3 separate regions of the Homo sapiens genome follow, and regions 1 and 2 are each linked to region 3. Evidence: chromatin contacts called from ENCODE Hi-C or POLR2A ChIA-PET data. All regions are on one chromosome and are shown on one strand. The core of a region is the stretch at or near the end of the contact, and the rest is flanking DNA. Distances in the headings are between cores, read along the strand shown.

What was found. Hi-C counts contacts between places; a loop is a spot of excess contacts on that map. ChIA-PET counts read pairs that join two places held with the same protein, here RNA polymerase II (POLR2A). Pooled maps may share reads with other maps.
Region 1: a pooled map shows a loop between it and region 3 (4-fold over the local background). The contact joins two enhancer-like sites. A Hi-C loop is called at or near these places in 15 of 37 single-sample maps with no recorded cell type and 12 of 50 pooled maps. POLR2A ChIA-PET finds 5 or more read pairs at or near these places in 3 of 52 experiments (B cell, HEK293T and OCI-LY7).
Region 2: a pooled map shows a loop between it and region 3 (6-fold over the local background). The contact joins two enhancer-like sites. A Hi-C loop is called at or near these places in 1 of 37 single-sample maps with no recorded cell type and 11 of 50 pooled maps. POLR2A ChIA-PET finds 5 or more read pairs at or near these places in 4 of 52 experiments (B cell, HEK293T, MCF 10A and 1 more).

Annotation. Positions count from the first base shown.
Region 1 is chr10:88,115,438-88,118,137 of GRCh38, reverse strand. No RefSeq gene overlaps it. Among named protein-coding and RNA genes, the nearest start is that of PTEN, 250 kb to the right of the region's middle. Within about 2 kb of position 1,382, at least 2 of the 41 ENCODE cell types and tissues checked have a DNase peak (open chromatin) inside an H3K27ac peak, as active enhancers do.
Region 2 is chr10:88,090,299-88,093,181 of GRCh38, reverse strand. All of the region lies in intron 1 of LOC105378415 (a long non-coding RNA gene), which reads left to right. Among named protein-coding and RNA genes, the nearest start is that of PTEN, 230 kb to the right of the region's middle. RefSeq lists an enhancer at 1,338-1,387. Within about 2 kb of position 1,366, at least 10 of the 41 ENCODE cell types and tissues checked have a DNase peak (open chromatin) inside an H3K27ac peak, as active enhancers do.
Region 3 is chr10:88,192,814-88,195,513 of GRCh38, reverse strand. All of the region lies in intron 1 of LOC101929727 (a long non-coding RNA gene), which reads right to left. It also overlaps a transcript of RNLS not described here. Among named protein-coding and RNA genes, the nearest start is that of PTEN, 330 kb to the right of the region's middle. Within about 2 kb of position 1,298, at least 3 of the 41 ENCODE cell types and tissues checked have a DNase peak (open chromatin) inside an H3K27ac peak, as active enhancers do.

The DNA.
Region 1 (2,700 bases), core at 133-2,632, 77 kb after region 3:
TCCATCACTGAGGAGGTTTTTAGTGAGCACCTATTATGGACAAAGCCTCTCTCTAGTGAAAACACAGAAGAAGACACAGTCCCCAAAACAAACAGCTTTCACTCTGGCTCAGGTTTCACTTCCTCATGACCCCTCCCCCAACCCCTTTCCTCATAACTTTCCAGAATACACATTTTCGGTACCAAGACTTTTGGCATTTAAGCTATTGAATCCAATTTTTTATCTGTTCCATGTAGGTGGGTCTCAATTTCTTAATAAGACTGTCAGGTCTTGGATATAGTGATACTGGAGAGCCTTTCTTCCTGCTCCCCACAAGACATCTGACCTTGTGATGGGTGTATAATCACTGCTTGACAATTTCTTGTTGAGCTGAATTAAATTGGTCACAACAGATTCTCTACTACAAACCATCCTATGCAACATTTTTTTTCTCTGATTCCAGTGTACATAGCAGTCATTCTGCCAAAGAAAAACTTGACTGCATATTCTTTTCATTGCAGTCTAGAAGGGCAAGAGCTGACATCAAATTGACCCACTTACATTTCTTTTTCCACTACTAGGGAGGAACCCACCTCCTTCCGTGCTCTTCCTCCTCCCCCAGACATCTCAAAGAACCTAATCACCATCTTCTGAATCCTCCCTGTCACCTTCCGCCCCCTCAGCCAAATGCACATACCACCTCAAATACTGAACCGCAACTCAGATTTTTAAAGTTCAAGAATGAAGAAGAAGAACCAATTGACTCATTTTTCCTTGATTCAAAGTGCTGTGGGTTTTCTAAAGCAGCCCCGACACCCCTTATGTGGGCCTATTTCTGCAGCCAGGGCAGACCAAGGGGCTCCTACTTCCCTAGCCAGATTGAACAATGAACCATAAATTACACAGCCTTGATGTGTGACCTTGGGCAAATAAGTCGCTTCACTGCTCTGGGCTTAGGATTCCTCAGCTACAAAGGGAGGCGCTTCTCTGTGGGCTGTCTGAGGACCCCTCCACTGGCACATTCTATGACTCTGATTTCTTTCTCACTCCTAGATTCCCTCCACAGAGCAACCTGCTCCAAGAACAACTCCAGGCCCAGTAAATCTTCCCTTGCCAACACAGCTCTACCGCTGCCAGTGCAAAAGGTGGAAAGATGATTTCTTTTCTTTGTTTTGTTTTGTTTTTAATAAGTTTCATGCTGAGAAAAGCTCATGAAAACTGCTAGTTCACCCAGGATGGAAAGACACCCCCAGTAGAAGGGCAAACAGAGCTCAGGGGCTCTTAGTTGCCCTATGGAGGCAAAGTGACTCTAAAAGCTTTGTCAGTTTGATTTCAGTGGCTCATAGGATTCTTTGAGCCATTTGCCCTCTCAAAATAGACAGTAAGTAGACAATGAGTAGGTCCTCAGAAAAGCCACTCCTAGTTTTGGTATTTTGTGGATTCTTTATTTGGATGACACACAGGGCATCAGTTCCTATTGGCCTTTTCTTGAATAACTTGCTTACAAAGGAGAAGGAAATGCTGCTTAAACCACAATTGCCTTCCATGGAGAGCAGCTCTTCATAAATAAGAAACCCTTTGAATCTGCTGCGTACCTTGATGAGTTTGGATATGCAAAATGGACCCAGAGCAAGATGTGGAAAGAAAGGCAGGGAAGAGTTGAATTGCTCCGCATAACTAAAAAGAAAAATTGGAATTTGTCAGGAGAACCCAGGAAGGATGAGGATGAGAAAAAAGAGAGAAGGCTGGAGAGAAGAACCAGCAATTTGAATGAGGCTGAGGCTCTATGTGGGGTGCAATGGCCAGTGAAAAATCTCAGGGATGGGAAGGCAGAACTTGGATGACTATTTTCATATGTGGCTGTGTGCTGTTGCAATAAGACCGTCTCCATCCTCCTCTTAAGTCTACTCTAAAATCTTCTCTGCAAACTTTCATGAATAAGTGGGGATTTTTGTTTGTGTTGGTGAACTCAGGGAAGAGGCTCAATTTCAGGTATGAGTCAACATGGATTAGAACAACAGAAAGCATAGAGCCACAAATTTAAAAAGCAGGAGTTAGAAGCCAGGAGTGATTACAAGACAGTAATCCCCAAGGAATTTGGAGAAATTGTGAGATGCTCACAGTGTATTGAGTTGGTGGTTCAAGCTTATGTTTTCTAAATACCAAATGGGAAAGAAATTTGGAATTTGTTGGAAGAATCCAGGAAGGATGAGGATGAGAAAAAGAGAGAATAATGAAGAGAAGAACCAGCAATTTGGATGAGGCTGGGGCTCTATGTGGGGTGCAATGGCCATGCACATGTGTGTGAATGCACACACACACACACACGAGTGGAAAAAAAAATCTTGAAGAAAAGGCCGAGGGAGAATATTTGACCAGCCCAGGTACAGGGGAAACCTCACTAAAAATGAGCTGCTGCTCCCTGGAATCTGAGGGCTCTTCTCTAAAGATAGAGCAGATAGAGCCTTGGGCAGATAGAGCCTTGGTTCCTGGCTAGGCAACGAAAAGGCAGCATCAAGAGAAGAGGCAGCTGCTGGCTGCAAAGGAGTGTGGATATGCAGGCCAAGCGCTGTCCACAGTGAAGGAAGTTAACCAGGAGATTGTGATCAGATGAGGTATGAATTTCTCTTGATGGTTCTGTGTTTTATATAGAATATTTGGAAATGTCTAAAAATCATAGCACCTCAAAGTTGGAAGACAGCTTCCCCCCTATAAACAGTC
Region 2 (2,883 bases), core at 117-2,616, 100 kb after region 3:
GCACAGTGCCAGATAATCATGCTCTCCTCTCACCAAGCAGTTGTCAGGGCTGTTGCCCTTGTCACACTTTTCTCCATGGGCAAGAGAGAAATCACAGTCACAGCACCCCTGTAGCCTACCGTCATGGGAATGTACCATCCTCCTACCTTGAATCCTGAAAGTCTGCAATCTAAGGTTTCACTCTATATCGGGGATAAGCTTCAGTTCACAAAACTAACACATGCTCATCTCACTACCTGGGTTAGGGCCCTCCTATGTATGTCCATCTGGCATGGGTGGATCACCCTGAGTAGTCTTCTCTGTGCTCCTGCGAGCACCCTCTCCTGGGACTGCACCCCATGCCTCTGTTTCTACACCACAAACACAGGACAAGTCACAGAGAGGTGTGCAAGAAATGGACTATTTGTTGAAGGAGTAAATAAATGACCTCTCTGTCCCTCAGGTTTTCTGAGATGTAGGCAGAGGGTCAGCCTCACTCTTGTGTTCTGTGAGATGATGGAAAGTATTACAGGCTTCAGGGACTGATCCACCTGGCTTTTCTAAACCCAAGCAGCACATACGTGATGAAGATGGAGCACCTGAGTCCTCCAAGCAGGCATTTCAGCTGAGGTTATTGGAAGAATGCCTTGCCACGCTTGTGCTAAAAAATCAGGGAGCAACCTGAATCAATAGCAAATTCCTAAAGATGTCTTCCCCTTCTAGTGAACTACATTTCAATCTATTTCATCATTTATGAGTTAACAGCTCTGGCTTCGGTATCAGTACACTGACCCATCACTCATTAGCTATATGATTTTGGAGCCACATGTCTGCTCGCTGAGCTCCAATTCCCTCATCTGTAAAATGGGGATCAGAATAACTACATCACAGGGTGGTTCTGAAGTTTAAGTGCATCAAGATACATAAAATACTTAAAACAGTGCCTGGCATACAATGAGCACTGTTATTAATATTTGTTGTATTGTTTTTTATAATATGAAAAAAATCACTTAATTGTCACAGATGTTAAAACAGAAGTTTTGCAGAGGCACATTCCAGAAGAAGGGCTAGATAAAATGCACAGAATAAGAGTTCAATAGGCTGTAGTGGTTGTTATTCACTATCTGGACCACACTGCTATCATAAGAACATGCTAGGTATGTGCTTCACGAGATGCAAAGATAATCCACAAAGGGCAGTTGGACTGTGCAGACACAGGGAAGAAGGGAGAAGGAGGTGATTTCAGACCCAGATTTCACAAAGAGCTGAGACAGCCAGCTATAGAAAGGTGTGAGTTGCGACTCGTGACCCAATACTTCCTGCCACAATACTGAGAACTCGTTTTCAACATGTTCTGTGGGCCCAGCCACAAGGGTGTTCCCTTCCACCTCCAAGCATGACTCTGATGATGCTGCCTGGGGCTAAAACAGGTAGTTGGTGAATTCTTCCTTTCAGTTCCAGTCTCCTGAAAACTCAGGTACCAAAAGTCATGCACAGTGCATCCCCTCAGAAGCTGTGAAATAGAAACTTTCAAAAGATAAGCTCATGTTTAACCACACAACCTGTGTCATTTCATAATTCTAAGCTTTCATAACCTGCATTTCCTGGGTAGCTGGCATTATGAAAGTGCCATGTAATATGCTCAACAAAGTCATAAGGAGGAATATGCAAGGTTCTTAGGTGAATTGAATCACTCTTCAAAGACTACACAAAGCTTAATTTGGAAAGATTGCAGGAGTTGCCTTCACTTCCTTGAATTCTCACTTTAATCTCCACCTCCTACCACCTTGCCATCTATCTCTTCCCAGGCCTGATTTCACCCACCTGGCTTGGAGGTCCCTCTCCTATTTCCTAGAGCTGATTTCTCCATGAGGATACTTGGTCTCACTCATATCTTCACTGCCTGGAAAAGGAGCTTGAGTCTCCTGTTTTCTAAAAAGAAACAAGAAAAAAATACTACCCAGAAAACTTCCTCAACCCTACCGTCCCCTCAAGTGTCTCCTATTTCTCATCTTTTATTACCTCCCAGTGGGTTCACAAATGCTGACTATAAACTGGCTTCATCTAAGTCATCTGCAAAAACTCAGTTTCCTAGGCCTGTCAACTAAAGATTTGACTCATAAGGTCTGATGTGAGGTCTAGGAATTTGTAATTTTTAAAAACCCTCCAGGTGATTACAGTGTTCAAGCCAAGTTCAAAAAACCACTGGTCTATGTGTCCTCTATTTATTTCATTACCATTCACTCCAAACACCTGCTAAACTGATGCGCTCACTACTGAAATTGCTTTCTCAAGAGCCACCAAAGACTTCTAGTTGCGGTGTTCAGTGGCTTATTCTCAGTGCTCCTTCTCAGCTTCTCAGTGGCAATCCAGAAGGCAACAGTGCTCCACTTTGGCTCTCTCTCCTCCCTTTTCTGTTGGGAACCTTTTAACCCTACTACGACCACGCAAGCCAGTACGCCACATCTGCTGTGTCCACTTCCTCCTTCCACCCCCTGACGCGTGTGCACAAGCAAGATTCAGACAGTGGTTTTCTGCTGCTCCATCTTTGGAGATCTCATCCAGTCATATCATTTTACTGGGCCTTGAAACTGACTTCCAAATATGTCTCTCCAGTCACTGTGCATGACATTTGGTACCTGAGTTTTCAGGAGACTGGAACTACCAAATATGTCTTGATTTCCCTCCTGGACTAGACTCCCTTCATACATGCATTCTCATCCTTCAATTTAGCAACTCCCAAAGTCATTTCCCCCAAAACTAATGACTCTTCCAGAAATCCCCACTTCAGCTAATGACAATCATTTTGCCAATAATCTATCTTTACAAGTTTAAAATGTCTCCTGCCTTTCCTCTCTTTTCCTACTTTTTTGTGCTTTTTGATTCTTCCTTTGCAATATTTAC
Region 3 (2,700 bases), core at 49-2,548:
CAGCCCTTCCTTCCATTCAGCAAGTAGTTACAGATCTCCCATGGTGTGCCCAGCATTGTTGCCAGGCAATGGAGGGTAGCAAAGGAGGGGGGTGTGAAATTATGTTCTCTGCACAAAAAGCAGTATTGTCTATCCACTCACTAGGTTCAGAGCTTTAGTGGCTTTAGTTGCACTACAACTGGACAACTAGGGGTTAAGTGTTTTGAGCTTTGCTTATAAAAAGACAGACCCAAATCAGATAAGGTAACTAATTTAGAAGCAATTACAATGCATTTTATCCTATTCTTTTGCCAAAGAGCACCTTATCTAAGCTGGCTTTCCTTTTTACTTTTCCTTTTAAGTCTCAAAAATATCTCATTCAGGGTCAGGAAAAAGAAGACGCACAGACCAAGCATTTTGAAAAGGGGATGATGAATGCATTGGATGCTTACACTGTGTTGAAGAGGGAATTTGGATCCAACACCCACCAGGTCTTAGGGCTTGACAGACTCACTCGAGTATGCCTGACCAACCTCATATTCTGGTGGGGATTTTTGTTTTCCATGAACATATGGATTGTGTTAGTCTTTAGGAAGCACTTAAGCTAAAAAAGAAAACAAAGTTAAGATACAGTACTTTTTATTATATGAAAGCCTAGTTCCTCTTTTTGTACTATTTAGTATTCTGCCCCTGGTTATTTCAAAATAAACAATTTTTGAAGATAAGTAAATAAGCATTGCTATTGAATACAGTGGTTCTCATACTCTTGGATGCATAAGAATCCCCTTGGGAGTTTGTTAAAAATCCAGATTTCAATACAGTAGACCTAGATAATAACCCGCAAAATTTCCATTTTTAATCATTTCTCCAGAAGATGTGGTTTACAAACAAGACTTTGAACATCACTGGTCTAATTACCTTTCTGATTGTCTTTGGTTGACTCTTAGTCATTTGTATTATGGCTTACTTCTGACTCTACCAGTGAATGACAAAGCATGACCTATTCTTGCTTTTCAGAAAGCACTTGCCTCTCCCTGGCTATATTCATTTGTGATTGGCCCAAGATGAGAGAGATATCACCTGAGTCATCAGAGAAGGAGGCTTGAGCCACTTTGTCCCAGGACTCAGAGGAAAATATGGGAGACCTCTAGACCAGTGCTTTTGAACCAGGAGCAATTTTGCTCTCTACATTTAACAGTATCTGGAGACATTTTTGGCTATCACAATCTCAGCATGAGGGGGGACAGTGAGGAACGCTACTTGCATCTGGTGGGTGGAGACAGCGTTGCTGCTAAACATCCTGTCATGCAGAGTACACCCCTCCACAACAAAGCCTTCTCCAGCACAAAGTGTCAACCAGGCTGAGGTTGAGAAATCCTGCTTTAGGCCCAGCTGTTCTTTGAAGAGAATTTGGAGAGTTTACACCCCATTTCCACATGCCCAAAAGATATATTGAGCCCAGATGGTGAGAGTCTTGAATGCCATTATTAGGCATGTAGACGTGATTTCATATTTAGTAAGCTTAGAAAAATAAGAAAAATCACCTGTGCTTGCAAAACAATTAGCCAAGAGGAGTAGTGATGACCAATGCGAAATAAATAGCTCTTAATAGACACATGCATGTCGAATTTTGACACTAAGAAAACCACATTGTAGTGGGTCAGTGTGTCTAAATAATTGGTTTTAGCTAATTTTGTTGTAGCACAAACTCATTAAGATGTGGCCAGGGACATAGATAAAAACAGCACAGTCCTTGCCCTCAAATAAATTATTTTCTGAGTGGAGATCATGTGTACCCCAAAACTCATAATGTAAAGTGGAGCAAGATGAACTCAAAATGCAGCATATGAAACTACAGTAAATAGGAGAGGGGAACCTGGCTGTCCCGATGGAGGGAGACTAGGTAGGCATGGGAGGAAGGATCAGGGAAGCATATGTGATATTTCTTGAGTTTGCTCTTAAAAAATACGTATGATTTTGACAGAAGACATGGAAACAAAGTTATTCAAGCAAAGATTCAGAGGCAGAAATGTACAGGGTGGTGGTGGGGTGGGGATAGTGGTCCCAGATGAGTGAAGAGGAAGGTTTCATTGGTATGTGAGGGAGAGAAGTGAAATTGACCCCGTTTGGGAAGGTTCTGACTGCTTGGCTAATGTGTTCGCACTCTGTTCTGTGGGGAGCCAAAGGACCACCCAGGTCCTTGATCCTGGGAGATTCTGATTCCTAATCTAATCCCCGTAGCTCTAAACAGTTCTCGGGCGAGTCAATAAGGCATGCAGGCACACACTCGCTCTGTGGGTCTAGCTGCACCTTTCCCCTTCTTCTCAGTTCCCATTTTCCACCTGCAGACTCGGCTCTCTAGAGGCCTGTTGACCATTAAGTTGTGGGTGACAGGTAAGAGATGTGATTGTTTGCAGGTCCTGTGAAGAGTGTAAGGAGAATTTCCAGATTTTCCAGGCTCCTGGCTCTCATTAACCTCAGGAGCACAAAGATCACCTCTCCTTATTCACAAAGCCAGCACTATACTTCGATGTCAGGAATGAGTGGAGGTAGGTTAGTTGTCCATGCTCTTTCACCAAGGCAGCCAGCCATGCTAACTCCATGTCAATATACACTTATTTTAAACTGCTTCCTTCAACAGGGTACCACCACCTAAACTACTCTCAATCTTTAAAGTTAGCAGGTAGTTACTCAAGTAAAAGTGTAAATACAAATGGCAGC